Linked DNA regions of Homo sapiens: region 2 is linked to region 1. Evidence: read pairs that join two places in POLR2A ChIA-PET (ENCODE). Cell type or tissue: Panc1. All regions are shown on one strand. Links, peaks and the distances in the headings refer to the core of each region. The heading gives the core; the rest is flanking DNA.

What was found. Peaks named below come from ENCODE experiments on the same cell type or tissue, not always from the same donor. Only the 100,000 strongest peaks of a DNase experiment are listed, where the experiment ranks them.
Region 2: POLR2A ChIA-PET joins it to region 1 with 6 read pairs; 1 of 35 experiments calls an interaction of 5 or more read pairs at or near these places.

What each region holds. Positions count from the first base shown.
Region 1 is chr5:124,036,589-124,046,068 of GRCh38, reverse strand. No RefSeq gene overlaps it. Among named protein-coding and RNA genes, the nearest start is that of LINC01170, 400 kb to the left of the region's middle. In Panc1, for the core only: a CTCF peak has its summit at 2,469; no DNase peak of the experiment used is centred there; H3K27ac peaks cover 562 bases.
Region 2 is chr5:124,365,613-124,375,092 of GRCh38, reverse strand. The region is part of intron 4 of LINC01170 (long intergenic non-protein coding RNA 1170); the gene reads left to right. Among named protein-coding and RNA genes, the nearest start is that of LINC01170, 68 kb to the left of the region's middle. In Panc1, for the core only: no CTCF peak of the experiment used is centred there; no DNase peak of the experiment used is centred there; H3K27ac peaks cover 946 bases.

The sequences.
Region 1 (9,480 bases), core at 2,160-7,159:
GCTGTACATTTTCCTGCTGCAAGTCTTTGTGTTTATTTTCTTTTTCTTATTCTTATGTGAATCTCAAGATGTTGCAAAAATTCCCTATGTTTTTCTGTAGAGTGTAGTAAATCATCAAATGGAGAATGTTTGACCTTTCTAGGTGAAAGACTACTTCCATCTTGAAGAAAAAAAAAGTCTCCTATGAATTTTCTGTCTTGTATTTCTAACTGCACAAGCAACTATCTAATTTCCTAGACTAGCTAAAATTAAGATGTGAATTAACAAAGATATTGACATAGCAAGTTATAAAAAGCAAGATCTCTGCTAAAATTAAGAGAACATTATAACCTGACCTGCTTATATTAGAAGAACTTTAGTTTCGCTGGATGTAGTATCATGTAGCTCTGAGAGCATATTTTCATAGAACATTTTGCATTTTTTATGTCCACTATGGGAGAGCTCTTTCAAGAAAGCTGGCTCATAAGGTTACTTCAATGCTTTTGAAATTCAAGATGCAGAGCGAGCTTTGCCAAAGAGAGTACTGTCTAGTTCAATGATCAAACACTGTGTATTTGGAAAGCAGAGCTGAATGTCTGCTAATTGTTTGCCTACATTCATGACAACCAGGTATAGCATTATCAGAACCTTTTTTGATATGATTTATTGCTTTCATTTCTTCTTTTTGAATAATTAATTCTCTACATATTTACCTGTAAGGTTTATTCCACCAAAAACCATGTTGATAAAAATCATCTCTCCTGCAGGAGCTGGATCAAAAAAAAAATCTTCATAAGCACATGTTCTAAAATTTACATCATTTGTGAATTTCAGGACAAATTCCTTCGGTGACAATCTGATCTCCTATGGATAGTACATTAAGCCAATCATATAAATTGATTTATTGGTTTTATGCCTGTCTGGCAATCCTTTTTTGCAAGTTTGCTCTTATTAATTCCCAGTTTCACTCTCTTTTTCCCCTCAGTTGCTAAATAGGCATACAATTATTGTCATATTTAAGAAATAAATACTAAGACTATGGGTCACAAATAGGCAGTCTGTTGACTGAATCCAGCATGTAGACATGTTTTATTTGGCTTGTAGCACATTAAAAAAATTTTTAAAAATCACCAAAAAAAAATCGAAATCTCCTAGCTTTGTCTTGAAAAATTCAAAGATCTGCCAATCCTCAGCCCACTTCCATGTATGCTGCATGGTAGCTGCCTGCATTAGATGAAGCCAGGATTCTCCAGTTGAATCTTGCCAGCCCTCACCTCATCCTTCCCACTCATTAATTGCCCATCTGTCCCCTGTAGGTTTGCATAGGCTAGTCCTGATTTTGAATACTTGGACAGGCTTGGATAGAAGTCCCAAAAGTAAATCATAATTTTTAAAGTAGTCCAGGCTTTTCCAATTAGCATAAGTATGATAGTGCTGACATGAATCTTCATTTATGTCGGTAATTACAGTCAATTCCTACAATTGTCTGACCAAAAAAGGGGGGAAAATGCATTTCTATTAGTTATTTGCATTATAAATATTCATAAGCATTTAGCATTCAGAGCCATCTTTTATACATTTCTTATGTAGAATTAGAAATTAATTTTATAGGATGGGATACCTAAAGTTTTATAGCTTTTGCAGATCTTTAAAGAAAAATGTATAAGGCTGAAAAGAGAAATGCAATGATCAATTGGGCCAATTAAGCCTATGGGCCTATGGGGCGAAAAAGTCCCTGTTCCCTATTAAACTGAATCTCAAGTGTATTTTATGTGGAATGCTTTTAAAAATACATTTGTTTCTTTGGATAATAAGTTCCTAGGGAGATTACTGTACATTCATTCAGCAAACTTTCTCCTAGCATACCTAGATGCTATCCACGTTGAGAGTTCCTAGGCAATCCCATGTTCTTATTCAGTATATTGCTTATCTTTGTATTTTCATCAGTTTAGAAGTCCTGGAAGATATCCATCAGCAAACAGGAAATATGTATCTAGGTAAATATATCAGGACTCAGCATATAATTTTAAAAACAATAAATGCACACAAAATTGATCACTTTTTAACTAAAAATTTGTATGTACAAGAATAGTTATCACAGACTTATAAAAATTTTTAAATTAGAAACAATCTAACTGGCCTTATTAATAAGTGCTTGGCTAAATAAATCATAACATATTCCTAGGATGAAGTACTTTTAATATTACTACTGCTATGTAACAATATTACTTAGTAGCTTAAAACAACACACATTTATTATTTCACAGTTTTGTGAGTCAAGAGTGCAGGCAGAGTTTAGCTGGGTCTCTTGCTTAGAATATCACAAGGCTGCAACCAAGATGCTGACAGGGGCTGCAGTGTCATCTGCGGCTTGACTGGGGATGGATCTGCTCCAGGCTCACTCAGGCTGTTGGCAGAATTGCAGCTATAGGACTAAGAGCTTCAGTTTCTTGGTGTCTGTCAGCTGGAATTCTATCCTCAGCCACTAGTGGTCACCTGCAGTTCCTTGCTATGTAGGGATTCTCAACATGACCATCTGCTTCCTCAAAGCCAGCAAGGGAAAGAGAGAGACTCCTGAAAGATGGGTACTCTCATTTGATGTAATATAATGTCATTCATATACAAGTGATCTTGCACGTCCTATCAAATTGACATATTCTATTTGTTAGAAGCAAGTCACAGGTCCCACTCAAACTCAAAAAGCACACCAGAATGCAAACACCAGGAGGTGGGGATAATGTGGGCTACGCTTAAAGTCTGTCTACCATACTCTGCAACATCAAAATTACGCTTTTGAGAAAAAAGGGCTTGGATATAAAAAAAAATTCTAAAAATATGGCATTGGGTTCAAAGATATAATTGCAGTATTAGCTTTTATACTAAATATATGTACAAGTTTTATTAACATATATTCAAACCTAAAAAGAAGAAAATACATATAGATACATACACACACAGAGCAAAAGTTCTAAATAATAGATATTGTTTGTTAGCAGTTTATGGGGACTCTACTTTGTATGTTTCAATGTATTCCAGCATTTCCACAGTCAACATATATTTCCCTTATAGTTAGAAATAAACCAGCTTTTAAAAGTTTCATACTTTTGAGCATGCATAACATTTATTTAATTATAAATTTTCCTTATTTTCATTATCAAAATAAACCAAGGATTTTGTTTGTTTTTAGTTTTTCTTCTTTTAGTTTATGATGAAATCCAAGCACTTGTTTTCAGTAGACTGCTTGGTTGGAACACAGTTTTTCATGAGCTGGAGCTTATTCATCATTAGCTCTGAAAGCCCTTACAGGATTCATTTTTGTTGTTTTTTTAAGAGTTAAATAATTTGTTTTAAAAAAAGAAATAATCTTTCTTTAATACATGATTATCTGTGGCTGCTGTTATCTCTTATTCCTATGTTGGCTCTGAAACGGGAAATGTTCCCTTGTCCCCTTCACAGGGCATCCAATGGGGGTGTGGCTCACTTCTTCAGTGCCCAGCTGCTCAAACCTCTAGGAGAGCATACAGATGGGCAGGCTGTGGGGCTCCAACCCTACAGCAGTGTCTAGGGGTGAATCTTTATAGCTCTTGAAGCCCCAGTGGGCATGTGTTACAGGGTGCTCTTTCAGTTTGCCTATAGGTGGCTTGTGTTAACAAGCTCAATTAGACCCTCTACCTTGTTGCAAGGACAGAGAGCTTTCTGTATCCTGGGTTCTTGCCTTGGTGTACTGGAAGAATCAGATCACACATGGGCTTTAAGAATGAGTGCAAAGTTTTATTGAGTGGAAGTAGCTATCTGCCAACTGGGGAGCCAGAAGGGAGATGGTTTTCCCCTGGAGTTGGGCTGCTTGGTGGCCCCAGCTCTTCTTTGACTGCCCCCACCAAACTTGGCCTCATCCCACCGGTTGATGGCCTGCCGGCATGCCAGTGCCTGTCGGCATGCTCTTCTGCTGGGGTGCTCCTCTCGAGGACCAGCCACTTGTGTCTTTTTCTGCCGCTGTGTTCTCACGATGTTCAGCCACTTGTGTGTCTGTCCACTAGGGTCTTGGGTTTTTATAGGCACAGGATGGGGGCATGGAAGGCCAGCATGGTCTTGGGAAAACATTTGGGCAGGAAATGCCTGTCCTCACCTAGGTCCATGGGGGTGGAACCCTAGCCAGGGACCACAATCTCCTCACCTCAGCACTTCCCTTACCCCTTCTCATATTATTTAAAGGGACCACGCTCTTCCCTCCCCAGCACTTTCGTATCAGCTCCATCCTTATGCCACCTGACAAAAACAGGATCATAAGTTCCTCAGGTCCCTTCATGCAGGACATATATTCTCTTTGGAGAAGATGGAGTCAGGCAGACCAGGACCCAAAGCCACCCTAAGCTCCCCCCAGAAAATATCAGTACTTTTTTGATGAGCTAATAACCTCAACACAAGCAGAAAACACCTAATTAAGTATACTCTGCTGGGGAAAAGAGGCATTTCAACACCCATCTTATCTACCAAAGGATCCTGTTACTTGGAATTAGCAAGCTAGAAGGCCTGAACCATAAATAGAGATAGGAAATCACCATTTAAACGTTATTTAATATTATTTAGTGAAAACCTTCAATGTTCTCATTGACGCTTTTTTTTTTTTTCCAGTTCCTCAAGATGTGAAGACAAAATGGCATGCTTTCTTACTAGGAAATACTCAAAAATCTTGCAAAGCAAAATTGAATTTTATCCCCAACTTTCAAGTTAAATCTTGTGGTGTGCATATCACAAAGTAATTGTTTGATAAAACACACCATTAGAGTAGCCTTTCTGCCTAGATGTTTGGAAAGTATACTTTGCTTCTCAAATCAAGATTTTTTTACAGGAGACATATTAGGAAAATAAAAAGAAAAACTAAAGAGGAATCCTTCCAACTAAAATGAATTTTTAGAATCGACTAAAGTAACTTTTTTTGGCTTTTGTTTTGTTTAGTTTTTCAGGTGTCAGGTCAAGAACTATTATTTTTCCCCATGAAAGCCTCATTACGGTGTCTGACCACAGTTCTTAGAAGATAGATTTGGTACTGCTGGGGAACTGACGCTTGTGTGTCAGCATTTCCTGCCAAGTCTGGTTGTTCTTGGCAAGAAAAAAAATTACTTGGATATAAACTCAGATTGAAGCTGCTGTCCAAAGTCCATGGCCTACATTTTAAACAGAAATTGTAGAGAAACTAAAGCAGCTCACCAATGGATCCTGAATCTTGGCCTCCTCTTTTTAAACTGCAATCTCTTAGAGGAATTACCCTATTCTATTTTTCCTGTGTTTACAGAGCTCCAATTTTCTCAACTTTATAACAGCCACTATACATGATACTAAACTTCAAATTGTTCCCAAATGTATGTTGAAAGGCAATTATCTGTTTGGCTTCAACTAATACATCTGTATAATATTCATCCTATCATATCTGACTTTTATATTCAGGTCATTATCCTTTTGGTTTAGTTAACTATGGTTCCAGTTTTATGAATTTGGGAGTTGTATTAGTCCGTTCTCACACTGCTAATAAAGACATACCTGAAACTGGGTAACTTATAAAAGAAAGAGGTTTAATTGACTCACAGTTCCACATGGCTGGAGAGGCCTCAGGAAAGTTACAATCATGGCAGAAGGGGAAGCAAACATGTCCTTCTTCATAAGGTGACAGGAAGGAGAAGTGGCAAGCAAAAGGGAGAAAAGTCCCTTATAAAACCATCAGATCTCATGAGAACTCACTCAGTATCAGGAGAACAGCATGAAGGTAACGCTCCCATGATTCAATTATCTCCCACCAGGTTCCTCCCACAACATGTGGGGAACTGAAATTCAAGATGAGATTTGGGTAGGGACACAGCCAAACCATATCAGGGTCTACAGTAATATTTCATTACTACATTTTAAAATAAGGGTGACTTTTTCTAGTTTGCTAGCATGTGCTAGTTCCTGGCCCATGGTAGATGTGTGATAAATATTTGTTAAATTAATTATGAAAAATGAATTAATTCAATTGCCATTTTCATAGATCAGTATTTCATATGATTCAACCTAATACTCCATAGTGATATTATAAAAAGTAAATAATGTATCTTTTGGAAATGGTGTAGACAACAGAAAATGCAATTAACATTGGCTTGAAGAGTTAGGGATTTCTTTCTCACACATAAGAAGAAGCCTAGAATTTGGCAGCCCAAGACTGTAGCATGTACTCATGTGTGATTTTCACATTTATGGTTGCAAGGTTGCTGTTCCTCCTGAAAGTCTATTATCAACATTTTATGCAGGAAAGACAAGAAGGAACCAGTATCTACCTGTTTTAAGGAAGCAAAACCTTTTTCAGAAATCTTTTTGCTGGATTCCCACTGCATCTCAGAAGCTATTACAGTGTCTCATGGCTACCACTTGCTGCAGTGGAGGCTAGAACATTAAAGGGATTTTTGTTTGGACACATTTCCGCCCCAAACAAAATCAGTGGCCTGTTAGGAAAGAACAGACTATTAATTGGGTAGGCATTAGCAATGTCTGCCAGAAATGAAATGATCCATGTAAAGTGCCTAGTGTCTGGCACAGGACAACCACTGTAGCTATTATTGCTTATTTATCAACTAATATTATTTCCCTCTTGTAATTCTCTCAGTAAGCAAATATTAAAATCATACCAGATGTGTTTAAATTTTAATATCTTTGCATTCTATCCAATAAATTCTATGAAAGCAATTATTTTTTAAATTTAGCAAATATTGTCAATATCTCTATTTTCTCTTTTTAACATTCTAAATTATTCAAATTCTTCAATCTTATCACTATTTCCATTTTCAAAAGGTTATAAACTCTTATTAAACACATCTTATGATGTAGATGTTATACTAGGCATGAATGTACTTTCAATATTGAATAAAACATGACTATATCTTATGAGTACAGTGATCCTGTAATTCATTACCCAAACAAAGACACTTTGAAAGTAAAAGAAGGAATTAAAATAATTATCCAATGTTAACTAAACTGTAGTGAATCGAGTACAAACCCAGAAATAAGGTTACCCTACTTAAGGAGTTAACCATCTTTTACAGACAGACACACACACACATAAATAGTTATGATATAATGGGCTCAAATTACTAATATTGGTGTATATTAGGTGCTGTAGAAACACAGGGGAGGAAGTAACTAACCTTTCCTGAGGTAATCAGCTTTCTCAAACTAGACTTATTCTTTGTACAGGGTATATTTCCGCATGACCACAGATGAACACATTTGCTTGGCTTTCTGGCACAGCCCTAGCAATGACATGTGCTTGTTTTTGCAGATGTGGATCCAGGTTTAGACTGCTCTCCACTCCCACCACACACACACACACACACACACACACACACACACACACACACACACACAGTGTTGGTCCCTGCATCTGCATGTTGGCCAAACTAGAGCCCTGAGGATGCTAGCTACACTACAGCAGTTCGTGACAAATTGAGAAGTATATGGATATAGCGATAAATAGTGAATGAAAATAAACCAACATGTACGTTCTTTTCCTCTTTTCCCACAGACAGACTGTCATGAGGCACAATAGTTTTGTGGCCTCTCAGAACCTCCGTTATGTTCCAGTGATCAGCTGTAACTATTATCAGGGTGGCCAGGTAGATAATAGTTCCATCCCTGTTATTGCTTTCCCTGCCTTCCTGCTTCACTCCCTTCTTTGTGTCCTTTTCCTCTGGGATTTTACCAAGGCTAATATATGCCATCATATCTTATTCTCTACATTCTGTCCCAAAGTAAACTAATTCATCTTCACTTTCAACAATCTACCCAGTACCTATTTCCCAAAGGGGGCATTTTATACAAGTAGTAAAAGTCTTTTTGGTAAATAAACACATTTTATTTGCTTTGACTGAGGTCAGGAACTAGTTGTAGGCCCCATATTGGACTATTGTAGTTGTAGGTCCCAAATTGGACTATTTTCTGTAAAGGCATTAAGACTGAATAAAGACACAAAGACATAGCTATAGAAGCAATGGCTGCCCCTTCAAGCCAGTTGGCTCTTTTTCTACAGTTTTAGATTTTGTAAACAGAAGAGACCTCAACACTGCAAGGATACTCCTGGGTCAATTCATGCCAGACTATAGTATGTTCAGACCTGTAAGAAGCAAATTCAAGAGGCATTTTTTTGGCTATTGAAATGCCAATTATTGGGATAGTTTAATGCTCCCTTTTCTGGTACAATATTCTTTTTGTTAGCAACAGACAACAGTACTGTATTTCAGAGATTGATAACTTAATAATGTAGGACATCAAGATTATAAAAAGCAGATGTCCAGTGGCTATGTTAATTTAGTACTATCATTCCTAAAACTTATTTTGCTCCATTGACAAACATATCGTTACTAGTGATACATAGCAAAAATCAAGAGAGAAAGAGAGATACCAAAGTTATGCAGTATTTGATTACTCTGTATCTTATGGAATGTATACTCTTTACATTATTTTCACATGAAGTAAATTATTTAAAATTTTTTAGGGGCAGAATGTCACCTTGACTTGCAAGGAATAATTTCTTATTATGTGTATTACATGTATTCTGGTCAAGTTTCCAAATCTTAAATTTATTTCCTTTTATATGAAATGTTAAAATAGCATTTTAAAATTTTAATTTGAGATGACACAATTGGTATAATATAATCATACAAAAAATACTATTAGTATTTTGTGAACTTAAATCAGGCAAAATTTTTAATCAAACAATTGAGAAGCAGAGTTGGTTTTAATTTTTAAATGGACCTAAGCCCTTTTTAGTAGCTTCCAAACTTACATCAAACTCAGCCTGAAAAAGAGAAAGAAAAAATAAAAGGAAAGAAAGCATAATGAAAAAGAACAAGAATATTACTTTGAAACTATATCTTAGTGAAGAGGAAAATATAGAAAAATAGGAAAAGGAAACTGGATATTTGCTTTTAAATTAAACCTGAATCCTCTTCTTTGCTACCTGGTGTACATTTTAGATAAGTCACTTAGCTGAGTTCTTTTATTGGTCTTGGGATCTATTTCATTGCTCACTACAAATTCCAAGGTGGTTTTAATATGATTTATGTATCTGTTACATTGGAGGTTAACAGCCTCCTAAATTAAATTACTCTTGCCTTACACTGAAAGGAAAAAAAAAGACTCCTTTTAGGTAAAATTGCATTTCCTTTAAGTGAAATAACTCATTTACAGGTTTTGTTTTTCAAGTAGGTTTTTGTTTCTACAAGTTTCCAACACTGTAGAAACAAAGAAAGGTGATCAAAGAAGTATATTCTCTGTAATTTCTTCTAAATATGCCAAAAACATCTCTATTTTTGCCAAAAAAATCTCTATTTTTAGGTGTTATCTAGGGCTTGCCTTAGGCTTAGAGTTTTCTTTATTTCTTTAACAATGGCTTGCAAGACAGAAAGAACTAGTTTAATTTCTTTGAAGAATAATTTTCATAATGGGAAGGTTTTCCCCACAGAAAATTTGGAAAAC
Region 2 (9,480 bases), core at 1,542-6,541, 330 kb before region 1:
ATAAGGTCATGAAATGGCTGTTATTTATAAAATACATTTTATCTAGCTGGTATCTTTTATTATAAAAGGGCCAGAATAGATGTTGACAAGTGGACATTTTATATGTAAATAAAATATTTTAAAGCCTCCATGAACTCAACATGTTTATATATTGGTTTCTGTCATATCTTTTTCTTTAGTGCTTATATATCAAGCATTTTTATGAAGTATTCTTTCTTCTAAATTGAGACATAGTGTAAGACAGAAAAGCAGGCAATATCAGGAACTGAGTTTTTTTTTCTCATTTTTCTATGAGAAACACTTATTCTGAGAGAGAGGAGTCTAAATGGTGATGCTGAGACCACAAGCTCTTGATTTTATAGTTCAGTTCTGGTGTTGGGTGAAGTCCTAGGCTTTGGGGTGATTTTTCAGTGTGATAATTTTAGACTAAACTATTTGCCTGCTGCACCAAATATTGCCGAGGATCCAAAATGTGACTTTGGGCAAATTATCCACTGATTTTAAATATCAAAAGAATATTACTGGCTTCAGACAAATCTTGTAATGATCAATTAAGTTTCAATGATGCTTTAAAATTAGTCCTTCTATGAGTAAAGGAAAAAGTCTAGAATCCTCCATAGTTAGAATAACTCCCAGGTACTTATTGCCTATGCATGGCCTATTTTCAGCTTCCTCTTTATTAGTGTCCATGCTCTTTTAGGGAATTGGCATGTATATTTTTGTTTCGAGGAAGTCATTTCTTTCTACGGTGATGTCAGACTTAGGTATCTTTTCTTTAAAAGGCAGCAGTTTAGGTGCCATCAGAGCCAATTTGCCATCACCTTCAATGTTTCCAAATGTAAATACGTCACTCTGTTGTGGTCTGGCTCCATGAACATTGCTACAGTATATTAAAGAATGTTTTTACATCTACAGCCCTGTGCATTAAAAGGGAAATTTTAAAAGAGGCCCATGATATATTAGTCACATGAATGCTAGCAAAGGAGCGAGAGTGTTTCCAATTAGCTTGTCTTCCTTTTGCTGTTTTATGGGGAACAGATGAGTGACACATCTCACTGCAGTGAAGAGTTACTAGATGTGAAACCAAAAGTCTTGAGCTGGGGCACACTTTCTTGTTGTTTAAACCCTTTGAGATTTTTTAAAAATCAGACATGTCAAATGAGAATAATATCTGGTCTACTAGTGTCAGAGCGTTGTGGGAGGGAATAGGGTACAAAATGAGTAAATGCTCTGTGAACTATTAGTTGTTGTATACAGGTTGGTGTGTATTAGTTCCATGCCTTTGATTATAAGCCTGGAAATGAACTGTGGCTAACTGAAGCTAGAGAGAATTTAGTGGAAGTATATTGAGGCTCACAGAATAGCCAGGAGCCTAGAAGATCATGCTAGGGATGTGACAAGAAATAAGGCCTTTTCAGAGGGCAAAGAAGCAGGACATTCTAGAGGCCACAGCAGGAACTGTCCATGAGGATGGAGTGTATGCTATTCATTTCCAGTCCCTTTGATCCTACGCTCAGATTTGAATACTAGTGAAAGGGCGGTAGTAGAGTAGTAGGCCCAGTTGCAATCTTGTGCTAGTCTCATGGGTAGGGAAGGGTATGGGCCCTGGTTACTGTCCCATCAGACTGTGTCTTATAGGAAAAAAGTAATTTCTCAAAAGGAATTAGAGTGGTAATAGAAAGAAGATGGATGCTGGACAATCCAAAAATCCACAGACATGAAATTGATATTCCTTATTTCTTCAGTTTAGGGTAGAAAATGTATATAGACTCAGTGATTCTGAGCCCTTTTACCCTGTGCTATGGTCTGAATGTTTATGTTTCTCCTAAATTCAAATGTTGAATCCCTTACCCTCAAGGGATGGTATTAGGACATGCGGACTTTGTAAGGTGATTAGGTCATGAGGGTAGGACCCTTGTGAGTGGGATTAATGCCCTTATAAAAGAGGCCTGAGGATTGCTCCTTCCACCATGTGAGGACACAATGAAAATCCACCATCTATGAACCAGAAAGCAGGCCCTCATCCCACACCAAATCTGTTGGTGCCTAGATCTTGAACTTCCCAGCCTCTAGAACTGTAAGAAATAAATTTCTCTCATTTAGGCTATCCAGTTTAAGGTATTTTATCATAGCAGCTCAACAGTACTAGGACAATATTCTGAAATTAATTTTTTTTTAATTTCCCCAGTCTTGGGAACTTAAATATTTAAATTCAATGACTCTGAGCCCTTGTCTCCTGTAACCAAGGGAATGCCATATTTTTCCACCCTGGGGTTTCGCTTGATGATTCCCAAGAAGAGCAGTAATTATACCTGAGACCAAAGGTTCAATTCTGATTACCAGTCTTTGAGCAGAGAAGAAAATGCCTGAGATCTGTCTCAGCCTACGGAGGAGTCTTTGTTTGTGGCTGTTGTTGATACTGCTGCCCAGTGTGACACTGATGAAATCCAGATGGCCCAACTTCCCTGGGGTTGAGCTCCTTGTGCACTGCTTGAAGTTAGGGGCTGGCCAGGTATCCATTGTAAATCAGGGGGCCTGTCCCTGAAAAAAACACGTTGTCCATTTTCCAAGCTGTGATCCTGGCTGTCATTTTTTGTCTGCATATAGGTGTAGAAGGAGGAATCTGTGTCCCCGTCCCCCAAATTCTTCAAAGCTTGACCGTGTTGCTGGTGACAGGGTCCAGAGGATTTCCTTTCTCAGTTGTATGCTGTGCCTAGACTACTCCTATCTCCAGGTTTCCAAATACTTTCCCTGTGAGTAGAGGAAATCCCTCCCTTTTTCAGTCCCAAGGCCTAGCTGCAGTGCTATCCTAGTAAAAGTGAAAGTTTTTTCATGAGAAAGAACAATTCTTGTCAAGTGTATTATTTACTACCTAGATGAGCTTTCTTAAAGACTTAGAGGGAAATACAAGAATGACATACACTAACTAGTATGCCTATACCACTTCTTCAGATGGGAGAGCAAATTAGTTTTAATTGAAAATTGAGTCAGAGAAAATTAGGATACTTAAAGTAAGGAGCAAAAGACAGCTAGGGGAGTGTAACTGGCAGGTTTGCTGAGTCAAAGGCTGTGTCAAGGGATAGGAAAGGATAGGTGCATTTGACATAAAAGACAGTGGTGGACATTAGAGAAAGCCTTTGTGGAGGCTAGCCTCTCCAGCTGCCAAGGCAAGGCAAAGAGAAACTTCTAGTGAAGACAATACTGATTTCCTTCTCTTCATGCTATCCTCAGTCACACTATAGTGGCCTTTGGCCTTTGTGTGGAGAAAAGGTAAGGACTGTGAAGACTTTTTCCTTGACATCCCGGGCTGATCTCAAACATCAAGTCACTTGCAAAGGGGATGGGAGCTCTGTGTTCAGATGAGTCCTGTGGGACATTCAGGAAGAACAGAAACAGTTCCAAGATGCTGGATCCAACTGCACATTAGATTAAGCTGCCTGGTGTTAAGACTTTTAGTGAAGGTCATGTGGTTACCAGTCTGCGTGCCAAAGAGCAGTGTGTGTTAAGGTCTGAGCTCATGTCCTTACTCAAGATTCCTTTTAGTCAAAGAAACTCAGTGGATATAAACTTGAGTTATGATGATACTAGGCCTTCTCATAATACATAATCCAGAAATATTTCCAAGAATGCCACTAATCATTTGTTTGGGGAACTTTCTCCCCAAATGTCAATTGGATCAGTGTTTGCTGTGAAATCAGAACACATGAGAGTAATCAGATCTGCTGGGAAGATGATAGTTTAGAATTCTTGCTTTCCAAAACATTTCACAGTTTCAGTCATGGTTTTTCCTGCGAACCCCATATCCTATGGTGTCTCTGTCTAGTTATAAACGTCTTTAGGCTATAGTCTTCAGCTCAGTTAGCACACTGTCCAACAAAAGTTATGTTCGTTTATAATACATTTCAACTACTTGGCAGGAGCTTATCAATGTGCTTTGGTTTATCAAACAGAAAGATTAAAATCTAGTTTGTATGTTTGCTTTTTTCTCTGACACAGATGTATTTTTTTTTTTTAAATCAAGACATCTTGTTCAAATATTTCTGTTCAACTTTGGATGATGTTCCAGAAAAAAATAGGAAAGAGGTTCCGTGAAATATTTTTGGGGTGATCTGGTGAGTCAAAGAGCAGCATACAGAAATACCTTGCAGTTTTTCAACACATCAAAAATGTGCTCAGAGCACTAAAGGAAAGAACTTGAAACATACTTATTTTCTGTTTGTTAGCAAATTTTGGCAATAGCCACAATTGTTTACATGAGGAACTTGAGTCAACCTAATTTAACATGATGTCAATGTGTTTTGGAATAAAAATGTGTGGTATATATGGTGAAATTATGCTCTGGCACTAGAATCAAATAATGTCAGAGCTGAAAGATCCAAGAGGGTATCCAGTGTCATTCTCTCATGTAAGAGATGAAAAAACTTGGGCCCAAACTAGTGAAATGACTTGGCCAAGATCAAATTGCCATTCATTTGTACAACTCAAATAAATCTGATCTTGTAATCTTCATCTACTCTTGTTTCTATCTTTCCACAAAGGTGGTGATATGTTTTCTCTGTGGTCCTTCTTCTCACATTTAAGTCTACTTTGAATAAATTACTTCAACTGAAGTGACCAAAGTATATCCGAATATAAATAAAAGACTCAAAATTAAAACCAGGGCTAAATTATTGCCCAGTCTATAGAACCTCTGCATCTGCTCTATTAGCCTAAAAAATTAAATAAACTTTTCAGGTAAATAGGAAAAATTCATATTTTCTCAAAAATTTACACATGATTCTGAGATTGAATTTGGCCGGAATTATAATCCATTTCTATAAATGAAAAGTAGACTTTAGGGGAAGGGCAAAATTAGAGATCAGAGATAGGGCATTAAAATCTTCCAAAGGGGAAGCTGAATCTCTTGGATACATATACTTGAAGGAAACAGTTTGTTGAATCCTGACATATTGAAGTATGGAGGAGAGAGAAATTTCCATAGGAGCTTTGATCATAGCAAGCAAAATTCAAATCTCTAGATTCAATAGTAGGTGTCATGTCAGACAGACTTGGGTTCAAACCCAGATGTGTCACAAGAACTGTGCTTTTAAGCTTGGATCTCAATTTTTTAATCTAAAAAGTGAATAAAATTATAGTTGCTCTCATGGTGTTGCAGTAAGCTCATGGCATTGTTGTAAGTAAAGCATGGCTCCTGCATATGAGTGGGGTGCAATAAATATGACATATAATATTTTATAACATCAAGAGGTAGAGTCTATTCCTCCACTTCATTGCATCTGGGCTGGCTTTGACTATGAATGTAGCAGAAGTGACGTTGCGTGAGTTCTGGGATCTACAAAGACTATGTAGTTTCTGCCTTTGCTTTTTTGAAACAGTGTGCTGAGACCACCATGACAGGAAGCCAATTTAGCCTATTGAAGGATGAGCGGTCATATATAGGTGAAATGATTTGCCTGAGTGAACAGATTGTGAGCTTCCAGACATAGAAGTGAGGTTGTCTTAGACCTTCCAGCCCAATCAAAACTCTAGATGGATGCAGCCATATGCAAGAACCCAGGTGATAAATCCAAACATGTGAGTGTACCCATGCCCATACTTGGTAGGACATACACATACTCACTTGGCATGCAGATGTTTGTGAGGTTGTGCCCTGCCCAACTTTGTCCTGAGGTTGTTTCTTTTGGAAGCTTGCTGTATTGAGAGGCCCTATGTCTACCCCTTCCCCCATCTACAAGGTTGGTGATACAGTTTGGCTCTGTGTCCCCACCCAAATCTCATGTTGAACTGTAATCCCCATGTGTCGAGGGAGGGACCTGATGGGAGGTAATTGGATCATGGGGGCAGTTTCCCCCATACTGCTCTCATGATAATGAGTGAGTTCTCACGATAACTGATTGTTTAAAAGTGTTTGACAGTTTCCCGTTGCTAGCTCTCTTTCTCTCCTGCCGCCATGTAAGTTGATGTTTGCTTCTCCTTCACCTTCCGCCATGATTGAAAGCTTCCTGAGGCCTCCTCAGCCATGTGGAACTATGAGTCAGTTAAACCTCTTTTCTTTATAAATTACCCAGTCTCAGGTAGTTTTTTATGGCAGTGTGAAAATGGACTAAAACAGTTGGGAACATTGAGTATGAGTGCTACTAGCTGTGTTGTGCATTGACATAGGGGTATGTGTGAGCATTTAAGCCCATTTATGACTTCAGCCAGTGATACAGATTGTGTAATAATATAAAAATTTAAAAAATTGTTACTTAAGGCCGGGCACGGTGGCTCACTCCTGTAATCCCAGCATTTTGGGAGGCTGAGGCAGGCAGATCATGAGGTCAGGAGTTCAAGACCAGCCTGGCCAACATAGTGAAACCCCATCTCTACTAAAAATACAAAAATTTAGCCAGGCATGGTGGCAGGCACCTGTAATCCCAGCTACTTGGGAGGCTGAGGCAGGAGAATCACTTGAACCCGGGAGGTGGAGGTTGCAGTGAGCAGATATCATGCCACTGCACTCCAGCCTGAACGACATTGCGAGATTCCGTCTCAAAAAAAAAAAAAAAAATTGTTACATGAGGTTGGAATTTCTTTTTTTAAGTACCATAAAGACACTATATTGGGTGGATTTGAAGTCCAGCCCCAGCATAAAACAAATTTTCAGTAAATATGAGCTATTCTTACTATTAATAAGTGTCAGATAATATCTTACTTAGTGTTTTAAAGTTTATCAAGTAGGCTCAACAAATTTATCTTAATTAGCCCTCACAATAACCCCATGGGGAAATCATTTTCTCTGTCTTAAAAAATTTTAACCTAAAGTTAGTGCTTTTTTAAAACCATCAAGAACAGAAGTTAGAAGCAGGGCTCGTATGCTGCTTTCTCGATACCATTTTTAGCTTCTATTTCTCTCCTTCCACATAAGTGGCATGTAAATATAACATCACTGACATCACTGATGACAGAACATTAAAGTTTGGTTCTAAATAGCGAATTAATGATGAAATTTGATTTCAACTTTTCCTCTGAGACCCTCCCTCCGTGCCCTCCCTAATGCCCTTGCTTTGAGATGAAGAAGTTATTCCTAATATCTTACTTATCTTCTTCCCCATTGCAAAAATGATGTGTAACAGGCTATCACAAATATCTGGGCCAAAAAGTACCTTCTTGGATAGCTGTCTTGCTGAAGTAAAGCCTATATTGGCTGTTAGTCATCTAGGAAGAAAAAAGAAGTCACAGCAAGATACTCTCAGAGGCAGTGGCTTGTAGTGGGGGTCATTGAAATATTTTCTGCAACAAACTAAGACAATCAGCCATTAGGGAAGTACAAATCAAAACAGCAAGAGATACCACTTCACATCTCTTATGACGGCTGTAATCAAAAGGACAGGTAATAACAAGTGTTGGCAAGATGTGGAGAAATTAAAATCCTTTTGCACTGCTGGTGGGAATTTATAATGGTGCAACAACTTTGAAAAACAATTTGGCAGCTCTTCAAAAAACTAGAGCTACCGTATGACCCATTCCAACCCTAAGTATAATACCTAAGAGAATTAAAAATATATGTTCATGTAAAATCTTGCCGTGAGTATTCATAGCTACATTGTTCACAATAGCCAAAAAAGTGGAAACAACCCAAATGTCCATCAACTGAGGATGAATAAAATGTAGTATATCCACACAATGGAATATTATTTGGCAATAAAAAGGAATGAAGTACTAATACATACCACAACATGAATGGACCTTGGAAATATCATGCTAAGTGAAAAAAAAAGACACAAAAATACATATTGTATGTTTCCATTTATATTAAATGCCTTTAATAGGCAAATCCATAGGGACAGAAAGAAGATTACTGGTTGCCTAGGGCCATGTGGGAATAGGGGAATTGAGAAATCATGTGTAAGCAGTGTTGGAGTTCTTTTTGGGGTGGTGAAAATGTTCTAAAATGGACTATGGTGATGGAAGCACAACTCTAAATATACTAAAAGGCTTTGAATTGTATACTTAAATGAATGAATTGCATGATATATGAATTATATTTTAGTAAAGCTATTAAAAAAAGACTAAGGCATTGCCTCACAATACTAGCATGCCAATAGCTGATCTAGTATGAATAATATTAATATGTTGAAGGAGAGGAATAGTCAGTAATGATCTATCCAGAATACAGAATATAGGAATTTAAGATAAAAATATTGGAGATTTGGGCCAGGTGTGGTGGCTCATGCCTATAATCCTAGCACCTTGGGAGGCCAAGGTGGGTGGATCACCTGAGATCAGGAGTTTGAGACCAGCCTGGCCAACATGGTGAAACCCTGTCTCTACTAAAAAAATACAAAAATTAACTGGATGTGGTGGTATGCATCTGTAATCCCAGCTACTTGGGAGGCTGAGGCAGGAGAATCGCTTGAACCTGGGAAGTGGAGGTTGCAGTGAGCCAAGATCATGCCACTGTACTGCAGCCTGGGTGACAGAGAGACTCTGTCCCTAAAAAAAAAAAAAAAAAAAAATACTGGAGGTTTTTCTCCATTATTAACTGAGAAAGCTGTGACCCAGGCTCAGGGGTATGAGCTCTGATCACTGATAAATAGTGTTCATTTCTCTGGATGCACTAGGCTGTTATTGATTCTATTAAACACTCATCCTGATGGTCCAACTCCTTGATCCCCAACTATGGGACATTGTAGAAAGAAGTGGTGTTGGTCAGTGTCCTTTAAAGAAGATTTCTCACTATTAATTAATAGACTGGCATTAAGACCTCTGCATGGGCAGTGGGAGAAGGTGAGTCAGAGAAAGGGGAAAGGAGCTAATGTTTATTCAGATCAGCTGCTGTATTAGGCCCTCTGTCTACCTTTTAATTCTCACAATGATCCTATGTGGTAGGTATCCTTATCTCTAATTTAGAGTTGAATAAGTCGAGGCTGAAAGACAACAAATGGTTGATCACCTAGCCCACAATTGGCATCCCCTAAATATAAAATCAGATCTCTTTCCCACCAAAGCCTATAACTTTTCCACTTAAATGTCCATTGGTGTGATTCAAAATGTCTGATTCAGACAAAAATAGTGATGCAGCAAGCCAGAGTTTGGAGCCTCCAGAACTGAGGACAGACAAAAATTCCATACAGAAATTCACCAAGGTAATGCTGGCCCACCCTTAATGTGCTCTGGTTTGACTAATCAGATTTACCTTTGATTAAAGGAATGAGGTCATGCACTGAGGCTGGAGACAGGGACCCAAGGAAGTCCTGCTGACCATCAGTACCCAACCTTCTCTTGCTGAGCACATGTGATTGTTCTTCTTTGCAGATGGCCAAAGCACTGGTCCTTATAGCTAGATGCAACCCCTGCTTCTGAGTGTCCCCTCAGCACCCAGGAGCTGCTTTGTGTAACAGGACTCCAGGCAGCTGCTGTAAGCTCAGAGGTCAGGCGAACACGGGCTGAGGACAGGAGGACACCTGCCTCTTGCGTGCAAAGATGAAACAAATGACA